3 separate regions of the Homo sapiens genome follow, and all the other regions are linked to region 1. The links are chromatin contacts, found by Hi-C or POLR2A ChIA-PET in ENCODE. All regions are on one chromosome and are shown on one strand. The core of a region is the stretch at or near the end of the contact, and the rest is flanking DNA. Distances in the headings are between cores, read along the strand shown.

The links. Hi-C counts contacts between places; a loop is a spot of excess contacts on that map. ChIA-PET counts read pairs that join two places held with the same protein, here RNA polymerase II (POLR2A). Pooled maps may share reads with other maps.
Region 2: a loop to region 1 is called in a map of PC-3, with 5 times the contacts of the local background. The contact joins two enhancer-like sites. A Hi-C loop is called at or near these places in 2 of 168 maps with a recorded cell type or tissue (PC-3 and transverse colon), 1 of 37 single-sample maps with no recorded cell type and 1 of 50 pooled maps.
Region 3: a pooled map shows a loop between it and region 1 (2.1-fold over the local background). The contact joins two enhancer-like sites. A Hi-C loop is called at or near these places in 1 of 50 pooled maps. POLR2A ChIA-PET finds 5 or more read pairs at or near these places in 2 of 52 experiments (H1 and OCI-LY7).

The regions. Positions count from the first base shown.
Region 1 is chr1:233,991,489-233,995,861 of GRCh38, forward strand. The region is part of intron 2 of SLC35F3 (solute carrier family 35 member F3); the gene reads left to right. Among named protein-coding and RNA genes, the nearest start is that of SLC35F3, 89 kb to the left of the region's middle. Within about 2 kb of position 2,348, at least 4 of the 41 ENCODE cell types and tissues checked have a DNase peak (open chromatin) inside an H3K27ac peak, as active enhancers do; they include PC-3, where a contact is called at or near this core.
Region 2 is chr1:234,045,393-234,049,765 of GRCh38, forward strand. The region is part of intron 2 of SLC35F3 (solute carrier family 35 member F3); the gene reads left to right. Among named protein-coding and RNA genes, the nearest start is that of SLC35F3, 140 kb to the left of the region's middle. Within about 2 kb of position 1,964, at least 2 of the 41 ENCODE cell types and tissues checked have a DNase peak (open chromatin) inside an H3K27ac peak, as active enhancers do; they include PC-3, where a contact is called at or near this core.
Region 3 is chr1:233,943,921-233,948,293 of GRCh38, forward strand. All of the region lies in intron 2 of SLC35F3 (solute carrier family 35 member F3), which reads left to right. Among named protein-coding and RNA genes, the nearest start is that of SLC35F3, 41 kb to the left of the region's middle. Within about 2 kb of position 1,856, at least 2 of the 41 ENCODE cell types and tissues checked have a DNase peak (open chromatin) inside an H3K27ac peak, as active enhancers do.

The DNA of each region.
Region 1 (4,373 bases), core at 1,098-3,597:
GGTACAATTACCTGGCTGCTGATTCAGACTTAGAGAGTGTTCAATTCCTCCTTTGTTCTTGGATTACTCTCTCCTGTCCAAAAGCGATGAACTTTGCCAGCTCATTGGGCCCCTTGTGCTATAGTGTTAAGGAAAACTTACCCTAATTTGTTTTTTACTTATGACCACTACAAGTATTTTAGCTAATTAGTGTCTCTTTTTTGTTCTGGCTACCAGGAAGCTCAACAACTAACATAGTCTGTATTTTGCAACTTCAAAGGTACCTTTCATGCATTTAGAGGACTAAGTTTTGCCTCCAGCTACTTTTCATCATCATCATCAGCATCATCATTATTTTGCCTGTTTATTTAATTTTATATTATTACCTGCATATTACATATTTTTATGAAATACCCCAAAATCAAGTTGAATAAAACAAAATGAAAACATAAGCCTGTGAATTTTCCTAACACAAAGAAAAAGAACTTCTCTTGAAATATTTAATGGATAATTGCTCAAGCCTCCATTGCATTGATAAGAAATGGGAACATTGTGGCGAGTAAATGCAGGAATTTGTAAGGTCAGTTGGAGAATAGAAGCAGACACCCAACCCACACGATGGTGAGCAACCTTCCAATCCCAGACGGCCGTGGTGCTCTCTGGACAAGAATGTGAGAGGGTGGGATTGGTGGGCAAAGGGCAGGAGGGACACCCCCTCTGTTCATTTATTTTGAGATCTGTTTGCCCCATCACACTAAATAAATACAATAAGTGAATGCTATTTTATCTGGTAAAGGAACCCATCTGTCTTAGTCCATTTCTGTGTTGGTATTAAGAACACCTCAAGCTGGGTAACTTATAAAGAGGTTTATGTAGCTCATAATCTTGCAGGCAGGGAAGTTCAAGAGCGTGGCCCTGACTTTTGGCAAGGCCTTTCTTGCTGCATCACATCATCTCAGAGAAGGTCGACGGGGAAGTGGACACATGTCAAGGGTGGAAATATTGAGGGGTGTCCTGGCTCTGTAACAACCCACTCTCTTAGGAACTAATCTGTTCCCATGAGAACTAATGCAGTCTTGCAAAAGAGAGAACTCACTCACTACCTCGAGAATAGCACCAAACCATTCATGAGGGGTCTGTCCTATGACCCAAACACTTTTCACTAAGCCCAGTTCTCAATGCCATCACACTGGGGATCAAATTTCAACATGAGTTTTGGTGAGACAAACACACTATATCCAAACCATAGCACCATTGTTAACAATCCAAATATACAATGATTCTTACAAGAGTTCATCTCGATGGGGAATGTAGCAGGGACAGGGATTATTACAAGAGCATCTTAGAAAAGAGAGGGCATCTGGAGTGAGATGTGAAGCAAAGGAGAGAAAACAGAAATGGAAAGTGGGAGGGCAGCCTGTCTGAAAGGGAAAGTGGGAGGGCAGCCTGTCTGGGCCCCTGTGGCAGCTCCCAAAAATCATCTCCCACAAATGCTTACCCTCTGTGCTGTAGATGCTTCCCAAATACACTTTGTCATTTGAATGTACTTGAAATGCCCGTGCCTTGCCTAATGCTCCCTTTGCTCTTCATGTTGCTCTTCAAACTGACTTCCATGGAAGAAAAAAAAATCCAGAGGGTACAATTAGCTGTCCACCGTGCCCGGCTAATTTTATATTTTTAGTAGAGACGGGGTTTCACCATGTTAGCCAGGCTGGTCTCGAACTCCTGACCTCAAGTGATCCACCCAACTCAGCCTCCCAAAGTACTGGGATTACAGATGTGAGCCACCGTGACTGGACCAAACATTTTTACTGAGCTCTCAGTGAGCATGAGATGGTCAGTTTTGCTGGGCTGGTGGTCCAGGGAAGTAGAACTCACCCTTGGAAGAGAAAGCGATATGCTGAATGGGAAGATCTAACTTCCTTAACCTCGTGAGAAACTTGCTTGGAAGCCCCAGCTCACTAGCTAAAACTCACAGCTTTCTTTATGATAGATTCATCAAAATTCTCTTTTAAATCTGAAGGGCATCATATAATAAATTTTTCTCATACAACTAGCCTTTCTTAGGTAATCAAAGACCTTCAGTGCTAAGGGCCCATTGAGGGGCTCTCTGCTCTAATACCCTCATTTTACAGCTGAGGAAGCAGAGATCCAGGCCATTAAACGATGCATCTAAGATCACACGGATCTTAGGGGCAGAGTCGAGCCCAGAGCTGGCCTTTTGAAGTCTAGTTCAGTCACTATTCTCAACAACACCTGACCTCCTGAAATCTCGGATCCTGGACCTGAGTCAGCATAGAGTTCATCTGCACTGGTGACTCTGTATCTGTTCTCAGCTCAGCTAATACCTGGGGAACGATTAATGGCTCTTCTCAAAACCATGGTCCCTAATTGTACCTCTCAGGAAGTACAGATGACTCAGCTGCCCAACCTGCCGCATGCTCAAATGAATCAGAGTGAGGTGTTTTGAGCAGTTTCATTGTGTGAAAAGACTGTCAGTTGCCTGGTTACCAGAGTGAAAAATATAAAGTAATTGTGCTTCTCTATAGCCATGGGGGAAAGGTATTTAATTGTCACCGTGCAATCTGAGAATTAGAGTCAAAGGCCAAGTTCCTGACAGATAGATTTGAAACATTTGTTACTTTCTGCAGCTTTGTCTTGCCGTGTTATTGGCATAGGTCATGCAGAGACAGGCCAGTGGAGAAGAGAGTAGCAATTATATTAATGATAGATAGATAAAATCGTATGAGCCCTTACTATGGACTAGGTAGGATCTGAGTACATGATCTTTGAAACTTTATAAGAAGTTTTTGAGATAGGTGCTCTTATTATGCCCATTTTACAGATGAGGAAACTGAGGATGAGAAAGGTTATCCAAAATGGCAGACCTCATAAGAGTGCATAGGGTAGGAATTTATACTCAGGTTGCTACAACTCAAGAGTGCAGCTCCTAACTACAACCCTATTCAGCTTCTCTGTAAATGTCAGAGTGTGGTGTGTATCAGCCAATCCTCCTGTAGGAACACCGGCCTGTTTTCTAAATGCTGGATACTGGTTAAGTTGTGAATCAAAGCAGAGGCAGTCTGCCTTGTTCCTTCTTGACTTTCATTGGAAGAGCCTGCTCAGCCCAAGGGAGTTAATGAGGCTTCCCTACCCTTCTTTCTCCTTATTCCAGAATGCAGCCAAGGATTACATCTAGAGAGGTTTCCTGGTATAAAAGTATTTTATGGAAATTAAGTGATTGGGTTGTAGCCCAGGCTTAACCACTGGCTCTCACATGACTTTGGAAAAGGCGGTTCCCCAGCCCTCAATTTCCTCATCTCTAGAATGGATTGTTGAATAGGCAGTTTCTAAGTTTTTCGAGCTCTTAAACAAACAAGAAAAAAAAAAACCCAAACCAAAATACTCCAAAATTTGAAATTACATCATAACCTGATGGGAAGAACACAGATTCTGGAGATAGCTCACCTTGGTTTGAGCCCCAGCACCTTCACATCTTGTGTGAATTTTATTAAGTTAATCTTCATAAACCTCAGATATTACATTTGTAAAAATAGAGTGATCTACCTCATAGAGTCATTAGGAGGATTAGACATGCTACCATGTGTGCAATGCACAGCACAATGCCAGCTACAAGTACATAAATGTCCAATAAATGTTAACCGTCATCAACATCATCATCAATGGGAGATATGGGATTAAAACTAGTCTAGAACTCAATACTAAGTATATGTGTAAAACATATCCTTGATCAAATACTGACATACACATTTTTCCAGAGGACAGAGGCAGATATATAGGTCTGGAGGTTCATGGAGTGGGGATTTGCCATTAGTGCTTCTGAATGAGGGCAGAGAATGGTTTGTTGTGAAGGAGATGGCAGGAGAGTCAGGCATGATTGCAAGCTGTGGAGATAGAGGGTGGGAGCCCCTGGCCAGATGGATAAACCTGAGCCTGGCTGGCGTTTCTGCCTGTATATTCCCATATTCATGGGCGAGCATTTATTTTAAATGAAGTGTTAAGGATGCCTGATCCCTCCACTTGTGTTAAGACTGATTACTGATCTTTGATGGGAAAGCTGCTTTGATCTGTGATAAAGTCAGCCAGGCAGTCAGCATCCCAAATTGCTTCTACATATTTTCTGATGACTTCACGCGGAGGCTTTTCTTGGACAAGTCTCAGTATAACAACAGCAGCAGAGGAGAGGAAGGCAAAGGTCCCTGCTTATCCCTGGTAAACAGCACGTGTCTCATGGCATGCATCTGGGCACCCCATTGTTACAAGTTCAGCAGCCTTCAAAAGTCAGTGAGCCTGTGGACTACATCCCTCCTGCAGCAAGGAGGCAGGACTGTAACGGGTGGGACCTGTGCCTACTGCTAAATCAAACATCTGCA
Region 2 (4,373 bases), core at 714-3,213, 54 kb after region 1:
ATGTGATCTTTATATAGCAATCATTTAATGTTCACAGTGGTGCTCTGAAGTAGGTGTATTACTCTGTATAGTCCTTGCTTTGCAGGTGAAGAAACTGAAGAACAGTAATCTTAAGTAACTTGCCTAAAGTCACACAGCTATGAAGTGCAAGAGCCAGCATTCTCAACCAGGCAGTCTAGCTCTAGAACTTGCACTTGTAACCACATGCTGTATACCTAGAATAAGATACAAAGAAGAGTACACAATAACGTATTATATGCACAAGAATCTACCACCTAGCTTAATCAAAACCTATTATTGTGCCACGTTCATTTTAAGGTTTTTTTTTTTTAAAGAAATAGAATATTACAGATACAATTGTGACCTTCTTCATCCTCAGGGGGAATTACTATTGTAAATTGTGTGTTTATCATTTCCATGCATATTTTTATGCTTTACTGCATATATGTGGATCCATTTAAATTATATATTGTTGTGTATTTTTCAAAATTTATATAAGTGCCACAAAACTGGAGTACCATTTAGCAATATCCTTGTTCAACTACTATTTATTATATTTATTCATGTTAATACATAGATATGCTAATATTCAACTACAATACTCCATTGTAGCTGAATAATATGCTATGTTTATCCTTTACCTGTTGATGGACATTTAGTTTATTTCTCACATTTTGCTACTGAAAACAGCACTGCAGGAAACATTTTGTATAGGTTTCTTTGTGCATGTATAACAGAGTTTCTCCAGAGTGTGTACAGCAAAGTAAAATTGTGAGGTCAGAGTTATGAGCATATTTGGCTTTTAAGAGCATGTTACACCAAATTAAATTTATTCTAGAAATGTGTAAGCAGTGTTTAAAGGCTCACTATTCTATATTCTTACTAACACCTGCTATTGAAGATTTTAAATACTTTTTCAATCTAATGCTTATGAAGTGGATGGTATCTTTTTATGGTTTTATTGAGTAATTTTCTGCTTTCTAGTGAGGGTGACCATATTTTCATATTCAAGTGTCCTCTTCACTAAATTGCTGCTCATTGTGTTCACTAACTTTTCAATTGAATTGTCTTTTCTGTATTGATTTGTAATTCTTTATATAGTCTGGATAAATCCTTCGTCAATTATCTGTATTGCAAAATCTCCCTTGCTGTGGTTTTTATTTGCACTTTGTTTGTGAGGTCTTTTTTGTTTGTGCAAGTTAATATTTATGAATGATTTTACTCATGGTTTATACTTTTTCATATATACATATTTCTTGTCTAAGAAGTACTTCTGTAGTCTGAGATTATAAAGATATTCTTCTACTATTTTGAAAATTTTAAACATTTCCTTTATGCATTTAGTTATTTAATCCCTGAAATTTGTCTGTAATGATAATAGACCTCTAATGCTAATATGAAGTACATCTCTAATTCTAGTTTTTTTCGGTATTAAGTAATCTCATTAACTGCAGTGCATCTTGTCAGTTTTCAAAATTTCACATACACATAGGTTTGTTTCTTTTACTATCCACTGAATCTCCCTGTAATTAAGTGCCACACAACCTTAGTTACTCTAGCTGTACTATAAGTCTCACTTCCTAACAGGTCAAATCCTCTATTTGGCTTTCTTCTTAGTCATGTCAAATATACTTGTCCATAGTTCTTTAATATTAATTTTAAGATGAACTTGTCAAGTTTTGTAGAAACGCTTTTTGAGATTTTGATTAAACATAGCTTACTTTTTCATATTCTTCTGAGGGAAAAGTCAACAAATGTATCATAATGAGTTCTCTAATATGTGAACATGATATGTCTCTCCATTTATTCATTTCCTCTTTTATGTCCCTTGTGATTGTCAATTATATGAGTCAACCTGACTGGGCCACAGGGTGCCTGGATATTTGCTCAAACATTATTCTGAGTGTGTCTCTGAGTGTGCTTTTTGATGAGATTACCATTTGACTTAGTAAACTAACAGTAGACTGAGTAAAGCAGATTGCTTTATTCAGTGTGGGTGGACCCCATGCAATCAGTTGAAAGCCTGAATAGAAAGAAGGCTGACCCTTTTACAAGGAAGAGGGAATTCCTCTTGCCTGACTGCTTCAGCTGGGATAACAGCTTTCTTCCTGCCTTCAGATTAAAATTGAATCATTGGTTCTTCCTGCGTCATGAACTTACTGGCCTTTGGACTATAATAGAACTATACCATCAGCTGTCTTGGGTCTCCAGCTTGTCAGCTGAAGATCTTGGGACTTGTCAGCCACTATAATCATGTGAGTCAATTTCTTATAAGAAATCATACACATACACACACACACATACATACACACACACACACAGGATCTGTTACTCTGGAAAACTCTGACTAATATAGATTTTGGTGGAGATGGGGTGGTTGAAGGAGTTTTGAGGACCATGCTAGTAAAACATTAGATTACTGTGAAGGGACTGTTGATAGAAATATGGATGTTAACGATGATTCTGGTGAGGGCTCAGAAAGGTAAGAAGAGAATTGAAGAGAAAGCCTCCATCTTCTTAGAAAATAAGTGAATAATCATGAACAGAATGTTGGTATAGGTATGGACAATACCTATACCATTCTGGTGCCATTCTGGTGGTCTCAGACAGAAATGGGGAACAAGTTATTGGAAATTGGAGGAAAGATGATTCCTCTTATAAAGTGACAAAGAACTTCGCTGAATTGTGTTCTAGTGGAATGCAACTTAGTTGCAAGCAACTAAGTTGGATATTTAGCTGAGGAATTTTCTAAACAAAGTGTTGAAAGAGCAGCTTAGTTTCTACTTAGTGTTTACAGTAAAATGTGAGAGAAGAAAGATAAATTGAAAGAAGTGGTAAGCAAAAGGAAACCAGAACTTAAAAATTTGGAAATTTCTCAGCATTTGTATGTTATGAAAAATGAGGAAACATTCTGGAGAGAACAACAAAGATGTGGTTGGACAATCGCTCCATAAAGAGGTTATCCATGATGTTAATGAGCCATCTCAGCAGAAGCCAGGGATAGAGATGAGATTATACTGGCAGAGACACTGTCAGTATGGACCAAAGGGGACAGTGTTAAACAGTAGAGCTGTTTGGTTGTGAACATGCTTCATCCTGCAAGAAAAGGGAAGAATGACCTGAAGGTGAGCCAGAGATTATCAGGGCTACCACTTCCACCATGGGATCATGGGTCAAAACTGCCTCTACCTCATTTTCAAAGGCTAGGGCCACTACCACAGTTTCACTGGCCAGGCCGCATCACCTGGAGCCTTGGGAGCAATGCCACCTAGTAGCTTGGGGTTGGAACCACCTGGCATACATTCAGGGGTGGGACCATTGCCCCAGTGGGTCTGAGAGGCAGGAGCAATTTTCCATTGGGTCCAGAAGGTAAGGTAGAGCCCAGTGGGTTCAGAAGGCAGTACATTGAGCCAAAGAGGATTGTTCCTGAGCCTTAAGATTTAGTGTAACTTGCCTTGATAGGTCTTCACCTTCCTTGGGACCAATCATCCCTCCCTTCTTTCTATCTCTCTCTTTTGAAATGGGAATGTCTATCCTGTGCCTGTTTCTTCATTGCATTTTTGACACACATAAACTTGTCTTGTTTGACAGGTTCACAACTGGATAAGAATTTGCCTCAGCATGATTTCACCTTGAGTCTCAACTATATCTGATTTAAATCATATTTATATGAAACTTTGGGCTTTAGACTTTAGAGTTGATGAGTTGATGCTGAAATTAGTTAAGACTTTGGAGGTTGTTGGGATGAAATGAAGGAATTTTGCATTTGAGAAGGACATGAATTCTGGAAGTGCTAGGGGTGGAATATCCTGGACTGAATATTTGTACCCCCCACCCCAATACATATGTAAATAATTAAGGTTAAATTATGTAATAAGAGTGCTGCCCTGATCCAATAGGATTAGTGGCCTTTAAAGAAGAGATACCAGGGAGTGTGCTCACTCTTGCTCTCTCTCTATCTCCTCTCTCTTCTCTCTCTCTCCTCTCTCTTTCTCCCCCTCTCCTGTGTGTGTGTGTGCACATTGGAAAGATCATTTAAGGACACAACAAGAAGCCAGCCATTTACAAGTTAGGACGAGAATTCCCAAAGAAACCAAATTTCTGGCACCTTGATCAGGACTTCTAGCCTCCAGAAATGTGAGAAAATGCATTTCTGTTGTTTAGGCCACTCAGTCTGTGGTATTTTATTAGGGAAGCCCAAGCTAATACATCCCTCAATACTAATTTTGTATTTTTTGTTTGTTTGTTTGTTTGTTTTATTATACTTTAAGTTCTAGGGTACATGTGCACAACATGCAGGTTTGTTACATATGTATACATGTGCCATGTTGGTGTGCTGCACCCATTAACTCGTCATTTACATTAGGTGTATC
Region 3 (4,373 bases), core at 606-3,105, 48 kb before region 1:
ACCTGCTCCTGAATGACTTTTGGGGAAAAAATGGAATTAAGGCAGAAATCAAGAAGTTCTTTGAAACTAATGAGGACAAAGATACAACGTACCAGAATCTCTGGGACACAGCTAAGTCAGTGTTAAGAGGGAAATTTATAGCACTAAATGCCCTATCCAAAAGCTAGAAAGATCTCAATTTAACAACCTAACCTCATAACTAAAAGAACTAGAAAGCCAAAAGAAAACCAACCTGAAAGCTAGCAGAAGATAAGAAATAACCAAAATCAGAGCTGAACTGAAGGAGATTGAGACACAAAAAAACATCCAGTAGATCAACAAATCCAGGAGTTGTTTTTTTGAAAAAAGTAATAAAATAGACTGCTAGCTGTAATGTTTTAAAGCCTTCTCAGTTGAACACTTGCTTCATTTATTTCTAAATTTTATGGTTTAATATATATATGTATATAAGGCTGTCAGTACCAGTTTAATTGTATTCCAAGTTTTGATGTGTAGTGCTTGTATATGCATACAATTCTCAATATTTTCTAGTCATTTTAGTTTTCAGTTTAGTTTTAGTTTCTGGGTCAAAGCTTCTACATCTAGTAGAGGGTGTGACAACTGCAGCTCATATCCATCGAAGGTGCAGCTCGGGAGTTCCGGTACCTCTGGATTGACTGTGTTTTTACCCATTGGCTGAGGCAGACATCCAAAGCCTGTTTTGGTCAGTTTCATAGAAAGCACACTGACTTCTAGTAAACCAGGTATTTCTAGAGGAACACAGGATAAATGTTTCTGGTATGAAAGGGTTGGATTTTGTTGCTAACAGCAGAGGAGAAACAAAAAGCTATAGAAGAATTTAAAGTGCCCTGCTTGTTGCAGAAACTGGTACAAGTCTATTGCCAAGAAGCTTGTAAAACCAGCTGCAAAGTTAATGATAAACGATGCTCTTACGATTGTAGAGGGGACGGAAGGGACCATGGCAACATTCCTTAGTTAAATGACACCGATGGAACCTGCATGATATCTGTAGCATATAATTGGAAGAACAATTGCTATTGGTTGTGCATCCTAGGAGGTATTTTGTTTTGCACTTGGATGAAACCACTGGTGTGCAAAGTGTGAATTAGTATACCTGTGAGCATATATGAGAGGCTAAGGCTTGGTGGATTTTTGTTGTTCTGTTCATAATTGAAAATCCATACAAGGAGAAGAGAATTTTCATTCGGTTAGTGATCATGTTGTGAGCCCTGACGTCAACCAGAAAAGGTGATTCAAAATCAATATTGATGGAGCACCAGTGAAATGTACAAGCAGAAAGGGCACTGCTATTTGAATAAAAGCCTTTGCTCCTGAAGGCCAGGCGGCATGCAGCCTCACTTACAGAGCACAGTTGGAAGTCCCCAGTATGCCTCCAATTGTAATTCAGCACTAAGGAAATAGTGGAAATTATTAATTCAGCAACATTATAACAATAAGTGTACTTCTTTTCAGAGGATTTTTAAGAAGCAATAAGCTGCAAGTACAAAACTGTTCTTCCACAAGGATGTGTCTGGTTATTGAAGGAAAGATGTTCTGTAATGGGGATGAAATGAAATGTTTCTTCATGGTATCCACAGCATCTGGAAAAGGTTCCTATGATTTTGAGCAAATTGTTCAGGTCACATATCTCAGGGATGTTGATACAGTTTGGCTGTGTCCTCACCCAGATCTCATCTTGAGTTATAATAATCCCCATGTGTCAAAGGCAGAGCCAGGTGGAGATAATTGAATCATGGGGGCGGTTTCCCCCATACTGTTCTTGTGGTAATGAGTAAGTCTCACGAGATCTGATGGTTTTATAAACAGGAGTTCCCCTGCACAGGCTCTCTGGCCTGCTGCCACATAAGATGTGACTTTGCTTCTCATTCACCTTCGACCATGATTGTGAGGCCTCCCCAGCCATGTGTGACTGTGAGTCAATTAAACCTCAGCAATCTCAGGTATGTCTTTATTAGCACAGTGAGAACAGACTAATACAGATACATTCAATGTTTTAAATAGCCAAAAGCTACCACTTTGGGGCCAAACTATGATAACTTTTAAAGTGGAAGATAGACTTTCAGAACTTCTTAAAGAGACCAAGCTGGTACATACAATTTGATTGCTAAATATTTGATTCTTTCCCAGTAGTCACTGGTTTTCTTTAATAGTTGAAGTAAGAAATTTTTGACTGTACAAATACTGCAACTGACCAGGAAGAAATACTTGACAGAGCCCAGTGCGGAAAAGAGTGCTGGAGCAGTCACGGTGTACAACTGCTCAAGCTTTAGCACTTGAAGGGCACTGAAGATGCTGTTGATGTAGCATCTACTGAAGCAAAGATTTCTTCAACAAGATTCTTTTATCTCCCCACAAATTCAGGATACATGTTTCATCTGAATATCCAGAACTCAGACAAAGCCAGCCAACACTGGCTCATGTTTCAAATGGCCTATAATTTTGTTTGGACTTACTAATAGAATACAAATAAAAATTAAGAAAAGATATCGAATGAATATAATCCAAGCTCTCTGTCTTGGAACCAGATATACTTGTGAACAGTTGCAAATTATCCCATTGCTGTGAAACAATTACTATTGTCATTTATAATGTTTTCTTATTAAATTTTTTTCTTATTTAAATTTTCTTATTTAAATTTTTTGGATGAACTTTTAAAGACGATTTATGTAAGACCAGTGGTGTACGTGCCAATGCTTGTTATGGTCAGTGGATGTTGAGAATTTGGAAAGCACTGCTCTGAGGCCCTTCATGGAGGAGAAACGTGTGTTGGACAATGGTAACCACTGAACTGACTGTGCGTGCACCTGAGGTGAAATGGGCACTGCATTTAGAAGTGCAAGTTCATGTGTAAATGGTGAAGATGACTGAGGAAACAGAGCAGGAGAACCTGTGTTCTAGTCATTTCTGCCACTGCCTGGCAGACAGGAATGTCACCTAGGAATGTGTGTGTGACCCAGGAATGTCACTCATCCCTTCTGGTCTCAATTTTACCATCTGTGAAATGGGAGAGCTGGATTAAATTTTGGGCAAAATATTCAAATGTCATTGATAGATAAGCAAGTAAAATAAATGACTGAAGTGGGTCATTTGGGAGCAGTGGGTCACCTGCTTCTGCCATCTGTTACCATGGATAGATCTTGGACTTTTTCAAGAGAAACTTAAAATTAGGATTTCTGGGTAAAAACTCCTAAATTTTAATATTTGCAACTAATTCAAGTTTTTAAAAGCTAGTTTAAAAAACCCACTGGGCTAAAAAGAATACTTCTGTGGGCTCAAGGCTACTTGAGATTCACCAACTTCTGATTTCTGATATATAATCCTAAAAATCTATGCCACATAGGGCATATGTCCATACTCCCACAGGGCATATGTCCATACTCCCTGAAACAGTAAGAGGGAGGAGAGAGAGAGAGAGAGAGAGGAAGAAAGAGAATGTGTGAATGTGTAGCAAGATGATTTATTCTTAAGGCTGAGAGCCAAAAAAAGAGAAGTCTTAGTGGGCATTATCAAAGTTTGTTCTTCCTCCAGCCCCATCTTCGATCCTGCTGGGACTCCCAGGAGGGATTTCCATGTCAGTCTCAGTGCTTTGCATTGAGGTCAGCGTCTTCTCAAGCGAAGGGCTCAAATGGGTACCACTACAGTTAAACCACAAGGCTAGATAATTAGGAAAAATTATCTAAAAAACAGGGCTGGAAACAGGCGTTTCTATGATAGACTTGCTTGCACCTCATATGGGAACCAGGATGATCTGAATTTTATCAAGCATCCCACAGGACATGTGTCCATACTCCCTGGGACAGTAAGAGGGAGGAGAGAGAGAGAGAGAGAGAAGAGAGAGGAGAGAGAGAATGTGTGAACGTGTAGCAAGATGATTTATTCTCAAGGCTGAGAGCCAAAAAAAGAGAAGTCTTAGTGGGCATTATCAAAGTTTGTTCTTCCTCCAGCCCCATCTTTGATCCTGCTGGGACTCCCAGGAGGGATTTCCATGTCAATCTCAGTGGTTTGTAATTGAGGTCAGTGTCTTCCCAAGTGAAGGGCTCAAATGGGTACCACTACAGTTAAACCACAAGGCTAGATAATTAGGAAAAATTATTTAAAAAAAAAAGAGGCTGGAAACAGGTGGAAAATTAGGTAAGGCATTTCTATGATAGACTTGCTTGCACCTCATGTGGGAACCAGGATGATCTGAATTTTATCAAGCATCCCACAGGGCATGTGTCCATACTCCCTGGAACGGTAAGAGGGAGGGGAGAGAGAGAGAGGGAGAGAGGGAGAGAGGGAGAGAGGGAGAGAGAGAGAGAGAGAGAGAGAGAGAATGTGTGAATGTGTAGCAAGATGATTTATCCTCAAGG